Regions from separate parts of the Homo sapiens genome. Here region 2 is linked to region 1. A link is a contact called in ENCODE Hi-C or POLR2A ChIA-PET data. All regions are on one chromosome and are shown on one strand. Each heading gives the region's core, a stretch centred on a gene start or an enhancer-like site at or near the end of the contact. The rest is flanking DNA. Distances are from core to core; before and after follow the strand shown. Region 1 holds the start of PCDH8 (protocadherin 8). Region 2 has its middle 72 kb from the start of PCDH8.

Region 1 (6,799 bases), core at 2,910-5,409:
AAACAATACAGAGAGAAAATAATTTGCACGGGTCACACAGCCAATCAGTGTAATGATCAGATTTGAACCCAAGCAGGATGATTCCAGATCCTGCAGTCAACAGCTGCGTTCTGCTTCTTATCAGGTAAAGCAGGTCTCCCAGAGTGACACACAGAACACACAAAATGAAGAGTGGCCCAAGATCTGGAAATGATCCAGGGTTTGTGAGCATCTGGCACTGGAATCAATCCAAAATCAATGTTTAAATAACAGTTACCTTCACCCCCAAATTGTCTCATTGTCTGACTGCTGAATTTGAATCAGGGCTATGGAGAATGCTGCTTTGTGGTTTACTATACAGTTTAAAAGTCACCATGCCTATACTGACAGCCCAACAAATACACACACAGAGAGAGATAACTTTAAAAAAAAAGAAAAAAAAAGAATTTGGAGTGTAGAAAACAGCTTGGTTGCATTTCTAGTGCACCAACCCCAGAAAACCCAGAGGCTTCAGAATTTGATGAGATTTTTGCAAAGTGTGTTTTCACTACAAAAATGAATTAGATGCCCCGAAGAGCTTCCTCTGTTCTTTGCTTGGCCAAGCACTTGCTGCAAACTTCCCTGAGGGGTTTACCCAATGGTGAGCCTGTAGGAGGAAAAACCAGGGCCCTGGGCTTATTTTTAAAGGAAAAAAAAAAGTAAAAGTTTAAAAAATAACCCCTCTTCATCCATCCTTAGAATTACACTTTCCAGTGAAGTCTAGTACCCTTTCCTGGTAGATATAATCCTAATTAAAAATAAATTACATGCTGTATAGAACTTGAAATGGACAAGATAATCCTATTACATATGAGAATATATCCTGATTTTCTTTCCCGCTAAACTGTGGGAGATATCAGATCAGTCTGAGCCCCCCATTGTCGCCTCTTTGAAAACTTTCCTGGAGCCCTAATCCATCACGTGACGCCCATGTCAATCTTGGTGTTTGCACGCGAGTTTCACAATGCCGGCATTAGGCTCGGTAACAGAAACCCAGCTTTGCGGAGCCCGCAACATTTGCATTCCGAGAAAACGCCGGCCATTGTGGAGCTGTGTTTGTTCTCAAGATTGCGAGACAGTTGCCGGCGAAGTTGCTAAAACCGAGAGAAAGGGGCTCCTTTGGGCCTGCCCAGACCTTTTGGTATGATAACAAGGCGATTCGAGCGGCTTTTGTGAGGCCTGATCAGCACCCGGGCGGGCGAGCTCCCCTCCCTTTCCCCTACTCCTCTCCAGCGCCACCTCCCCGGACATATTTTCCTTCCCGGGGAGTTGCTGCGGACGTTGATGTGCTATTTTAAATCGTATTTCCATAATCGAGTGGCTGTCCGCTGCCGGCCCGGAGCTCACGGTGTTCGCGTGCCTTCACACCTCCACCGCCGGCACGGAAAGACCTGTGCGCGCCGGTGGCGGCTGGAGGCTCGCGGCTCCCTTCCCGGGCTCCCCGGCTCCCAGCTCTCAGCCTCCCGGCGCCGCCGCCGTCGTGGCTACTTCCGATCGACGAGGGCCTGGCCGCGGAAAAAACACTTTAGACCTGCTACCAGCCACCCTACACCCCTCCTCCCGCCTCCTGGCTTTTGCCTGCCCCTACTCCCCTTTCCTTTTCCCACTTTCAAGCACGCCTTGGTTTATTTCAGCCTTGAGAATGAGCATGCTGACGCGGAAGCACTTTGAGTAGAAATTGCAAGTAGTTCCGAATCTCTGGCCAAGCGAAAAACCCAAACTTAGCGCGTGGCGGGGCTCCCGAGTCCAGCCCAGAACTGCGGGGTGCAGATGCGCAGGGGGCGCTGGCGCGAGGTCCGGGTCCCAGCCATTCGCGGCCGGGCTGTGCTCGCGGAAACCGCTGAAATCCCTTCCTTTGGGACTCCGGCCCCATTTCCACCCACTTTCCCCACCTTCCGGGTCCTCCGCCCGGCAGCAGCAGCGCCAGGCGGGCCTGACCTTGCCCTGGGTACGCCAGCGGAAGCGCTGAGGCCGCTGTCCACCAGCCAAGTTCTGAACCTGTTCCCGTCTGGGTCTCCGGGGGAAGAGGGGTGAGGAGAGATGACGTTAGCCTAGGGGCGCTAAAGGTCACCAGCCAGCCCCAGGTTGGGGTGGGAGTGTTGCGGGGCTCGGAAGGAAAATAGAAAGTTCCTTCGACTGCGTGTACCCCCCAAGGAATATCTCTTGGGCGGGGACGGTGGGAGGGCTACATACTAAATCGCACTTGGGAGATGGAAGACAGCGGAAGAAAGGGCTGCGATTTGGGCTCCTGTAGGGGGCGCTCCTCCTTCCACGTCCCCACGCGGCTGCAGATGCCTGGCCTTATTGCTTTTAGCATTCCCAAGACTACAAGGTGGAAGAGGTGGAGAAGGGAACCCAGAGACACACCCCTCTGAGGAAGTCTCCAGCCACTCATCATCCCCCTCCCCAGTCTTATAAGAGCTTGTATTTATGGATGGCTGGAGCTGCATGTTCCGCTCTCTGACAATTCCAAGCACCTCTCATCCCTGCCACCCAGCTCCCTGCTTGGTCTCCCTACTCCAAGGAAACTCCTGACCCTCTTCTGAAAAAAAACCCAAAACACACTCCCTCGAGTTTGAGGGAAAGGAAAACATGGATAGGACGCTGACAGCAGGACCAAAATCGGGATTCTGAAGAATGTTTACTGAATTCAATCTACTTACCAAACCTATCGCCTAAAAAGAAAAATTTCTTCCAGTGAGTGGCTTTTGTTTTTTACCTTTCCTCCTTCGTGTGTATTTGCATAGCCTGCTCAATAAAGCCCTTCAGTAAGAATCATTAAGAATCCGTCTTGTTGCAGATCCGAGCTCCATCTCCCTGGCCGTCAGGGATGGGAGGGGGCTATCTGTGGGGCAGCGCAGCGCCCGGCCAGCCCCAGGATCCGCCCAGCCCAGATTTTGGCAGTGCCGAAGCTCCACACTTTCCTAAGCAGATGGTTAAGTTCCCCCCACGTTCCTGCCAGGTTTCAACGTCACGCTGTGATTTTGTTCTTCTGGAACCGGACGAGTGTTGCTTCCCAGAGTGGCCCTATTAGAACAGAAAGAAAATCCTCTAAATAGGCGGAACAAGGCATCAGGAGGAAAAAGTTCTCTAAATGCACTTTAATACGAGCCGGGTATTGTGTGGAATTCAGCGCCCATCACCGTTTAGCCGGAGAGTTATGGCAGTGATTGGGGATGAATAGAGGAACATAATGGATACATGTGGCGTTTGCTCATTATATTCAAGTTAGTCCAACTCCGCTGTGGAAACTGTTCAACTTTCTCTCCCCTTAGCTTGTCACAGTGAAATAATACAGACATTGGGGCCTCCAATGGGATCGCCTGCCACACCATTCTATTTCCACTGCTAACGAGGGCTTCATAAGCCTTTGATACAGTCTGATCTTTGAAACCTTTCCAAATCTCCTCAAGCTTATGCTAAATCCTATTTGGAACTTTTTTTTCCTTGCCTGCTAGCTCCCAGGGCTTAAGAAGGCCACTTGGACAGTGACGTGCATACTAACATATCGCGGGGCTCTTTTCTGAAAGGGAAGTGGCAGCTCTGATCACTGGGGCTCACACGAGCAAAACACAATTGAGTACACAAATTTGAATAAAATCAATTTTCCCTTATCCTTCAGGCTTCTTAATCGAGAGGCTATTCCAGGCACCGTAGCTAGGAGAGAAGGAAAGCAGAGCCTCATTCAGCAGAGCAAGTCTGTGGGTAGGGGGCTGCAAGGGTTTGGAAGCGTCAGAGGTGCAAAATGCAGAGTGTGTGTGTTGGCAGGGGCTGGGGGAAGGCGGAATCAGGAGCCACTGGGGTGAAACCCCAGCGTGTTCGCACTTAGTTCTAGCCGCGGCACGGAGGGAGGCAGGCGACAATTAACAAAACCATCCGCTCCTTTTACTCCTGGAGCCCTGTGCCAACTCCTCTACATGCAGGGTGCTGACAAGAAAAGGGGGAAAAAGCAAAAGGAGTTAAACAAAAGAAAGATTCCCTAATTTTCCTTTCTTGTTTTCCCCTCTAAGCCTTTCCACATTAAAGGGATTGTCAGAGGCAGGCGGAGGGGCGACGCGAGGGGGAGGCGGCCATTGGCTACCCGGCTCGGGTGATTAGCATATCGGCGGCTATAAAGGCAAAGGCGGCGCGAGGCGGCGCAGCTTCTGTAAGAGACGGAGAGGCGCAGAGTGAGGGCGGGTCCGCGCGTCCTCAGAGCCCGCTGGAGGCTCGGAGCTGCTACCCGCAGACTTCTCCCGCACAGGGCTCGCAAAGAGCGTGATTCCGAGAGCCTGAGACTGACGCCCGACCTGGAAACCAGAGAAGACTTCCTTAGCCTTTCGGATCGCACTTGAGGCTGGAGGCATGAGTCCTGTGAGGCGTTGGGGCAGCCCCTGCCTTTTCCCCTTGCAGCTCTTCAGCCTCTGCTGGGTGCTCTCAGTGGCCCAGAGCAAAACAGTCCGATACAGCACCTTCGAGGAGGATGCCCCCGGCACGGTCATCGGGACCCTGGCCGAGGACCTGCATATGAAAGTATCGGGTGACACAAGCTTCCGCCTGATGAAGCAATTCAACAGCTCTCTGCTCCGGGTGCGCGAAGGCGACGGGCAGCTGACCGTCGGGGACGCCGGCCTGGACCGCGAGCGGCTGTGTGGCCAGGCCCCGCAGTGCGTGCTGGCCTTCGATGTGGTCAGCTTCTCGCAGGAGCAGTTCCGGCTGGTGCACGTGGAGGTAGAGGTGAGGGACGTCAACGACCACGCGCCGCGCTTCCCCAGGGCCCAGATCCCGGTAGAGGTGTCCGAGGGTGCGGCAGTGGGCACGCGCATCCCCTTGGAGGTGCCGGTGGACGAGGACGTGGGCGCCAACGGGCTGCAGACCGTGCGCCTGGCCGAGCCGCACAGCCCCTTTCGCGTGGAGCTGCAGACGCGAGCGGACGGCGCTCAGTGCGCAGACCTGGTGCTGCTGCAGGAGCTGGACCGCGAGAGCCAGGCCGCCTACAGCCTGGAGCTGGTGGCCCAGGACGGCGGCCGCCCGCCGCGCTCCGCCACGGCTGCCCTCAGCGTGCGCGTCCTGGATGCGAATGACCACAGCCCGGCCTTCCCGCAGGGCGCCGTGGCCGAAGTGGAGCTGGCGGAAGACGCGCCCGTGGGCTCCCTGCTTCTCGACCTGGACGCAGCCGACCCCGACGAGGGACCTAACGGCGACGTGGTGTTCGCATTTGGCGCCCGCACCCCGCCGGAGGCGCGCCGCCTCTTTCGGCTTGACCCGCGATCAGGCCGCCTCACCCTGGCCGGGCCCGTGGACTACGAGCGTCAGGACACCTACGAGCTGGACGTGCGGGCGCAGGACCGCGGACCCGGGCCCCGCGCTGCCACCTGCAAGGTCATCGTGCGCATCCGAGACGTCAATGACAACGCACCCGACATCGCCATCACCCCGCTGGCCGCCCCAGGCGCGCCGGCAACCTCACCCTTCGCCGCTGCCGCCGCCGCCGCTGCACTCGGGGGAGCGGACGCTAGCTCGCCGGCGGGAGCCGGGACGCCGGAGGCTGGTGCCACTTCGCTGGTGCCGGAGGGGGCGGCGCGCGAGAGCCTGGTGGCCCTGGTCAGCACCTCGGACAGGGACTCGGGCGCCAACGGGCAAGTGCGCTGCGCCCTCTATGGGCACGAGCACTTCCGGCTGCAGCCGGCCTACGCGGGCAGCTACCTGGTGGTGACCGCGGCGTCGCTGGACCGCGAACGCATCGCCGAGTACAACTTGACGCTGGTGGCCGAGGATCGCGGCGCGCCCCCGCTGCGCACAGTGCGGCCCTACACGGTGCGTGTGGGCGACGAGAACGACAACGCGCCGCTCTTCACGCGGCCGGTCTATGAGGTGTCGGTGCGCGAGAACAACCCGCCAGGCGCCTACCTGGCCACGGTGGCCGCCCGCGACCGGGACCTGGGCCGCAACGGCCAGGTCACCTACCGGCTGCTGGAGGCCGAGGTGGGCCGCGCCGGGGGCGCCGTGTCCACTTATGTCTCGGTGGACCCAGCTACCGGAGCCATCTACGCGCTGCGCAGCTTCGACTATGAGACGCTGCGCCAACTCGACGTTCGCATCCAAGCTAGCGACGGCGGCTCCCCTCAGCTTTCCAGCAGCGCCCTAGTGCAAGTGCGCGTGCTGGACCAGAACGACCATGCGCCAGTCCTGGTGCACCCGGCGCCAGCCAATGGCTCCCTAGAAGTGGCGGTGCCTGGGCGCACCGCAAAGGACACGGTTGTGGCCCGTGTGCAGGCCCGGGATGCAGACGAGGGAGCCAACGGGGAGCTGGCGTTCGAGCTGCAGCAGCAGGAGCCGCGCGAAGCCTTCGCCATCGGCCGCCGCACGGGGGAGATACTGCTCACCGGCGACCTCTCGCAGGAGCCACCCGGTCGCGTGTTCAGGGCGCTCCTGGTCATATCCGACGGCGGCCGTCCCCCGCTCACCACCACCGCAACTGTCAGCTTCGTGGTAACAGCAGGGGGCGGGCGTGGGCCGGCTGCGCCTGCCAGTGCAGGAAGCCCGGAGCGTTCCCGCCCGCCTGGCTCTCGGCTCGGGGTGTCCGGGTCGGTGCTGCAATGGGACACGCCGCTGATCGTCATCATCGTGCTGGCCGGGAGCTGCACGCTGCTGCTGGCCGCCATCATCGCCATCGCCACCACCTGCAACCGCCGCAAGAAGGAGGTGCGCAAAGGGGGGGCCCTCCGGGAAGAGCGGCCCGGGGCGGCGGGCGGCGGAGCCTCGGCTCCCGGCTCCCCGGAGGAGGCCGCCCGGGGAGCCG
Region 2 (6,799 bases), core at 1,440-3,939, 73 kb before region 1:
AAAAAATCAAATAAAAAATAGAGATGTTTTCTAGTACAGAAAATAAATACAGGGGAAAAAAGTCATAGTAGAGAAAAAAACAAAAACACCACACACACACACACACACACACACACACGAAAACCCTAACCTATACCTTCTCTATGAGTATAATAACATAAAAACAAAAAAATTAAAACAATTTGATTTGTTGAGGGTGGCAGGATTGTGGGTGAATTTTTTTCAACTTCAATCTTTTCATGTTGTTATGAAGTTGTATAGGAAAGTAATTACATTTTTTAAATCTCTCTCTGCAATAACTCTCGCTGATGGCAACAGTGATGGAGAGCTGTGTGTTTGGTGGGCATCTATGGGATTTTGTGGATCATGAAAGAATTCTGCCCTCATAGCTCCAGGGCAGCTCACTCCTCCAAAAGAGCTGTCAGGCTGCAAAAGGGGCAGGGGTTAGCCTGGAGGAAGAAGGAAATGCCACCACCCTCAGACAAAATTCCAAACCTCCAGATGTAACCCTTGAGGTGCCTCTTCTGGAGGGAGCACTTATTAGGACATTGGGACTCTATGTAGGGAACTGCACCTTCCTCCTGGGCTTTCCAAACAAGTCCCATGTTTGTTTCAAGGGGGCACTGCAGTTCCCTCTTTATGTCAAACCCAAGTGTTCACAAGCTACCTCTTCCCCATATACATGGTAGCACAGCTAGCTCTGAGATGAAATAATCAAAAAGTCTTTACTAATGGCTGGGGGTAACAAAATGGAAAAGCACAAAGCATATATAAAATCTAGCTCATCCCTCTAGTAAAATATTGCTTATTTCTCTTCAGTTGGCAAGCACCATAGCACTCACCTCCTCCTCCCTTCTCTCCCTCACCTCAGCATGAAAGCCACCACCCTCAACATCCCCCATGCAGGGTGTAATCCCAGACACTGTCATTCCTCAGAGTCTGCAGAGTACTAGCAAAAAGACAGGGTGGAGTTCTCTCCATCCCCATGGTTTGGTTCCTAAGAATCTGTCTCTTTCCAAAATGATAGACGCCAGGAATAATCTCTCCCTACAGACAGGACCAAGCCTACCCAGAGGGGTCTATCTTAATCTCACAGGCCCCAGCAGGGTAGCCATGTCAGAACACCCCACAACACAACCTTGACATTCACATAAAAGATGCTCACATGCAGTTACAGGGTATGGCTACTCTGCAGCAATCTGGCATTATTCCCATATTTGTGCCCATCAATTTCTATCACTTTCTCTGGTACCTTGCAGATGCTCATAACTCTCATCCCAACACAGCACCTAGCAGAGGGGAATTGCTACGGATTGGCAGTGAATTTGTACAAGCAGACAGGACAGAGCAGAGCAGCACAAGGCAAGAGTTCAGCACGCCCATTCTGGAGCCAGATGGTTTGAGTTTAAATCCCACCATCTGCCAGTTATCCAACTCCGAGAAAATTAATTTAAATTTTTTTCAGTTTCTTGTCCCATAATATGCAGAGTTGATTATGATGATGGTGATGATGATGATAGGACAGTCGTAAGAAACAGTAAAAATAAACCATGCTGGCTGAGTGTGGTGGCTCACACCTATAATCCCAGCATTTGGGAGGCCGAGGTGGAAGGATCACTTGAAGCCAGGAATTTGAGACCAGCCAGGGCAACATAGTGAGACTCTATCTCTACCAAAAAAAAATTTTTTTTAATTAGCCAGGCACGATGGCACAGGCCTATAGTCCCAGCTACTCGAAAGGCTGAGGTGGGAGGATTACTTGAGTCCAGAAGTTCAAGGTTACAGTGAGCTATGATCATGCCACTGTACTCCAGTCTGGGTGACAGAATGAGACTCTATCTCTATAAAAAACAATAACAAAATAAACCACGCAAAGCACCTCACTTATAGTAAACACTCAAATACCATTGTCATTAGACAACAACTGCAACTTCAGAGCCAGTCCAAGCCACTGACTGGTTGAACTCATTTTAGTCACTGGCCTTCTCTGCACTTAGCTCCTTAGCTGAGAAGTGATGTTCCTATCCTTAGTATGTTAAGCTGCCATGAAGAAAACTTTATTACAATTACATTTAGACTGTCTACCATGAGCTCATAAAGTATACCATCTAATTATCACTCAGAGGAGTCCTGTGAGAGACCAGCAGTCTGAGTTGCCCACAGTGCTCTAGTGAAACCCACGAAGCTCACAGTAAGAGCCACCAGCACTTAGCTGGAGAAGAAATGCAGAAAGGAGCACAAAGAATATGTTGCTTTGTCTTCTGAGTAAAAAGAGTCTCCTAATAGCAAAGTCTGAACAAGCTCCCTCCTCAATAGAGGCTCTATGTGTTCCACAGCCTTGAATTTTGGCCAATGGTTGACCATGGCCATGCCTGCCCATACTGTCTCCATAACTTTGTACTGAATCTATCATCCTGTGACTGTGGGCATTTGGACCCTCCTTCTTTCAACGAGAAACAAGTTTTGGGGAAGGCACTAAATCCACATGGTTGTGAAGGCAGAAATCACAGCAGGGTCACTCTAGTTGTGGGTGAACACTGAGCATTTCTGCCTCAGAGCCCTCTCTGGCTTCGCACTTAGGAACAAATGCTGAGTGGTTTAATCTCAGCTTACCCATGAATGCATACAAAATCTAATATGTGGCCACTTCTGCTTTCTGACTTTCAGTTCCCTTTATTGTTTTGGATAAGTCCTCCCTGTGTCATGTCACATGAGCTTACTAGTGACAGTCACATCATGTGATACCTTGCTGTGCTTCGGATGCTGAGAGGGGCCATAGAAAAGGTGAAGGCCACGCTCCAGCAGCATACTTCCCCAACACTGAGAATGAAGGTGACAAGAATCTGCTTTGGCTTCCCCTAGACAAGCAGATAAACACGTAGCACAAAGAGACAGGTCCCCTTCTATAGAAGCTCTGCACAATAACTCCATTGAGGGTTCACAGAGAATTTCTCAATCCATCATTTATTTACTCCTCACAACTTTGGACTTGCTTCCACTCCATCAAAACAGTAGTGTGGGCCGGGCACGGTGGCTCACATCTGTAATCCCAGCCCTTTGGGAGGCCCAGGTGGGCGAATCACGAGGTCGAGAGATCAAGACCATCCTGGCCAACAGGGTGAAACCCCATCTCTACTAAAAATACAAAAAATTAGCTGGGCGTGGTGGTGTGTGCCTGTAGTCCCAATTACTTGGGAGGCTGAGGCAGGAGAACCACTTGAACTCGGGAGGCGGAGGTTGTATGGATCACCCATCTGTCAGGCTCTTGACCTAAGTCCCTGTGGACTCTTATACTCACCTCTACCCCCTACCTCCGGGGTCACACATGGACTTTGTCACCAATGGAAACTACTTCACCTCCAAAATCACTCATTCCAGCATCCTACTCCAAGATGACAACCTCCTCTCCAAGCACCTTTCTTGTTTATGGGCTCGCCACATTTCACCCACAATCCTGCCACCCCCAGCAAATCAAACTGTTTTAACTTTTTTGTTTTTATGTCATCATACTCACAGAGAAGTTATAGTTTAGGGGGGGTGTGTGTGTGTGTGTGTGTGTGTGTGTGTGTGTGTGATTTTGTTTTTTTCTCTACTATGATTTTTTCCCCTGTATTTATTTTATTTTCTTTCTTGTTTATTTGTCAAGCCCATTAGGACCTCCAGTTCCTTCATCCCCTATGAGTGCTTTCCTTTCTTCACTTCCCTCCTAACCTACCCTGGGTCTCTCGCCCTTCATGTCAGCAACCCTCTGCCAGAGTCCTCAATTCCCTTGGCCCTCTCTTTTTACCGTTCCCACTTTACAAAAGCCCCCATATTTCTAAATGGAGTGTTATGGGTATTTTAGGCAAGACAATTCTCTGTTCCGTAGGGCTGCTATGCAGAGCAGAGCATTTAGCATCCTAGCACCTGGGCACTAAGTCTCAATAGTGTCCTCCATCATCATAACAACAAAAAATCCCCCACAACTTCCAAATTCCCATTGCCTCCAGTCCAGAGCCCTGGAAGAAAGCAACCCCAGCTCACCCCAATTCCCTGGGCCACTGTGGCACAGGCAGGGATGGCTCCATGGGCAGGAAGATATGTCAGTCAGGATTCTACCAGAGAAACAAAACCAGGGTATACATGTTAAGACACTGATTTCAAGGAACTGGCATATGCAACTGTAGGGACTGGCTAGGAAAGTTCAAAAACCACAGGGCAGGCTGTCAGGAAGGTCAGGCTAGAAATCTTGGGCAGGAGCTGATGCTGCTGTCCACAGACTGAAATTCTTCTTCAGGGAAACCTGGATTCTGCTCTTAAAGCTTTTCATCTGATTGAATCAGGCCCATCCAGATTATCTAGGATAATCTTCTTTACTTAAAGTAAACTGATTATAGACTTTAATCACCCCTACAAAATGCCTACACAGCAACACCCAAGTCAATCTCTGACTGAGTAACTGGGCACTATACTATAGCCAAGTTGATACATAGAACTGACCATCATGGGAGACCATATAATTTACCATTCAAACTGAGACACTCTTAAGAATGAAAGGGGGAGCTACTCATAATAACGCCAGGAAAACGATAAACTCAAACAGTCACAGGCAAGTTAAAACATAGAATCACCATATCTATGGGGTACCAAAATCTGCCTTACAAAGTCCCCTGTGTCTTACCAGGGCTCAGGAAGCAACCAAATACTCTCCCACATAGTGGAAGACGTCAAAGCCATTTTATATGATCTAGCAGACTGGAAGGGCCTCAAACTCATGAAAAGGGAGGCTGCAGCATGAAGGCCTGTGAAGAATTTTCAGTCTAGCATCTTCCCAATTTATGCAGCCTAAAAAGCTCTCAACAAAGTTAGCAATGACCTGTACATAACTAGGAGGGAGCAGCAGACAGTGGCGATTAAGGATATGGGATCTGGAGCCATATTCCCTCAATTCAAATTATTTACTGTGTGACTTTGGGCAAGTTACATATGCTGTCTGTGCCTCAGTTTCCTTATCTGGAAAATGAGGATAATGAGTTACATTCACAAAAGATGTGTTAGAATAGTTGCCAGTAATGTTAGCTATCACCACCATTACATCAAACAGACCTAGTCTATCTGTCCTGTCAGCAGCATTTGACAGTGTTAAACATGTCCTCTTTTTTGAAACACTCGTTCCTTGGCTTCTGTGAAACATACTCTCCTGACTTTCTTCCTAACTCTCTGGTCATTTCTTCTCAATCCACATCCATGAGTTCAATGACCATCGCCTGACCCTCCAATTCATATCTCCAGGTCAGACCACACTTCTAAGCTTCAGACCCTCATTTCTACCTGCCTACTTAACACTGCCTCTTGGATGTCTCAAAAGTTCTTGGATGTCTCAAAAGTCCAACATATCTAAGACTGAACTTATAATCTTTTTTCCCCACTGCAAAACTGGGTTCTCCTACGTGGTTCTCCATCTCACACAATGCTGCCATCATTCACCCTGTCCCCTAATCAGAAACCAAGGAAGCTGTCCCTTCCATCTCCCCCTGCATCTAGTTGACCTCCAAGTTCAGTCAATTTTATCTCCTAAATAGATATGTAAGAGATCTCAAAAGCATCCAGTCCTCACCTTCTCCACTGCCACCAACCAAGTTGAACATATTGTTATCTTTTGCCTTGACTATTGCAATGGATTGCAATGGCCTCTCAACATGTAACCTGTCTCCTTCTCAACCAATCCTCATTTGTAGACATCACACACACAACACACACACACACACACACACACACACACAGTTTAAAAATCTTCTGTCATCTCCCATTGCTACCAGGATAAACATGAACATCGTTGCTGTGGCCTGAAAACCCCCACCTGGTTTGGCCCTTGCTTGCTTTACCAGCTTCCCCTCATACTACTCTTCCCTTACTCTCTCAGCTCCAGTCATGCCGGCACGTTTTTCAGCCTCTTGACCAAAACACACTGCACACCTTCCCACCAAAGAAATTTGCACATGCTGTTTCTCCTGTTAGGAACACACTAATCCCACTCTTTAATGGGATATTTACCTGCTCCAAGTTCAAATTTGTTTTCCTCACAGAACCCTTCCCTAAACTGTTTTCCCACTCTACTCTCTCTCCCCCCTTTCATGTAGGTCAGACTCCCTTGCTGTACTCTCCCACAGAGCTATGCTCTTAACCCTTAGATTTAGAATGTACACTCAATTTGGAATGACACACTCAATGTGATTCCTTCATTGTCTCTGCTACATGGTTTGAGTGTGTCCCCCAAAAAGCATGTGTTGGAAACTTAATCACTAATGCAGCAGTGTTGGGAGGTAGGACCTAATGGCAGGCGTTTGGATCATGGGGGCTCCAACCTCATGAATGCAGTGATGCTGCTTGCAAAAAGGCTGGAGGTTTAAGTTTGATCTCTTGCTCTCTGTCACCCACTCTTTGCCCTTCTATCATGGGATGATGCAGTAAGAAGGCCCTCACCAAGGCCAGTCCCTTCATCTTGGACTTCCCAGCCTCCAGAATCATGAGCCAGTAAATTTCCATTTATTATAATTACCCAGTCTGTGGTATTTGTTATAGCAGCACAAAGTGGACTAAGACAGTCTCTTTCACTATACAGTACACTCCATGAGAGCAGGGACCATGCCTTACTTTGCTTTTTTTTTTTTTGGCGATGGAGTCTCATTCTGTCACCCAGGCTGGAGTACAGTGGCATGATCTTGGCTCATTGCAACCTCCGCCTCCCAGGTTCAAGGGATTCTCCTACCTCAGCCTCCTGAGTAGCTGGGATTACAGGCGTGTGTCACCATGCCCAGCT

The links. A loop is a pair of places that touch in the nucleus more often than their neighbours do. ChIA-PET counts read pairs that join two places held with the same protein, here RNA polymerase II (POLR2A). Pooled maps may share reads with other maps.
Region 2: a map of ascending aorta shows a loop between it and region 1 (3-fold over the local background). The contact joins the enhancer-like site here to the promoter of PCDH8 in region 1. A Hi-C loop is called at or near these places in 2 of 168 maps with a recorded cell type or tissue (ascending aorta and endothelial cell of umbilical vein), 15 of 37 single-sample maps with no recorded cell type and 6 of 50 pooled maps. POLR2A ChIA-PET finds 5 or more read pairs at or near these places in 3 of 52 experiments (B cell, IMR-90 and WTC11).

Annotation. Positions count from the first base shown.
Region 1 is chr13:52,846,000-52,852,798 of GRCh38, reverse strand. It overlaps PCDH8 (protocadherin 8), which reads left to right and starts at 4,159. Exons shown (of 3, transcript NM_002590.4): 1 at 4,159-6,799. The coding sequence starts at 4,363. RefSeq lists enhancers at 1,247-1,456, 2,131-2,425, 3,771-4,065, 4,196-5,085, 5,086-5,974.
Region 2 is chr13:52,917,266-52,924,064 of GRCh38, reverse strand. No RefSeq gene overlaps it. Among named protein-coding and RNA genes, the nearest start is that of PCDH8, 72 kb to the right of the region's middle. RefSeq lists an enhancer at 2,864-2,913. Within about 2 kb of position 2,689, at least 2 of the 41 ENCODE cell types and tissues checked have a DNase peak (open chromatin) inside an H3K27ac peak, as active enhancers do.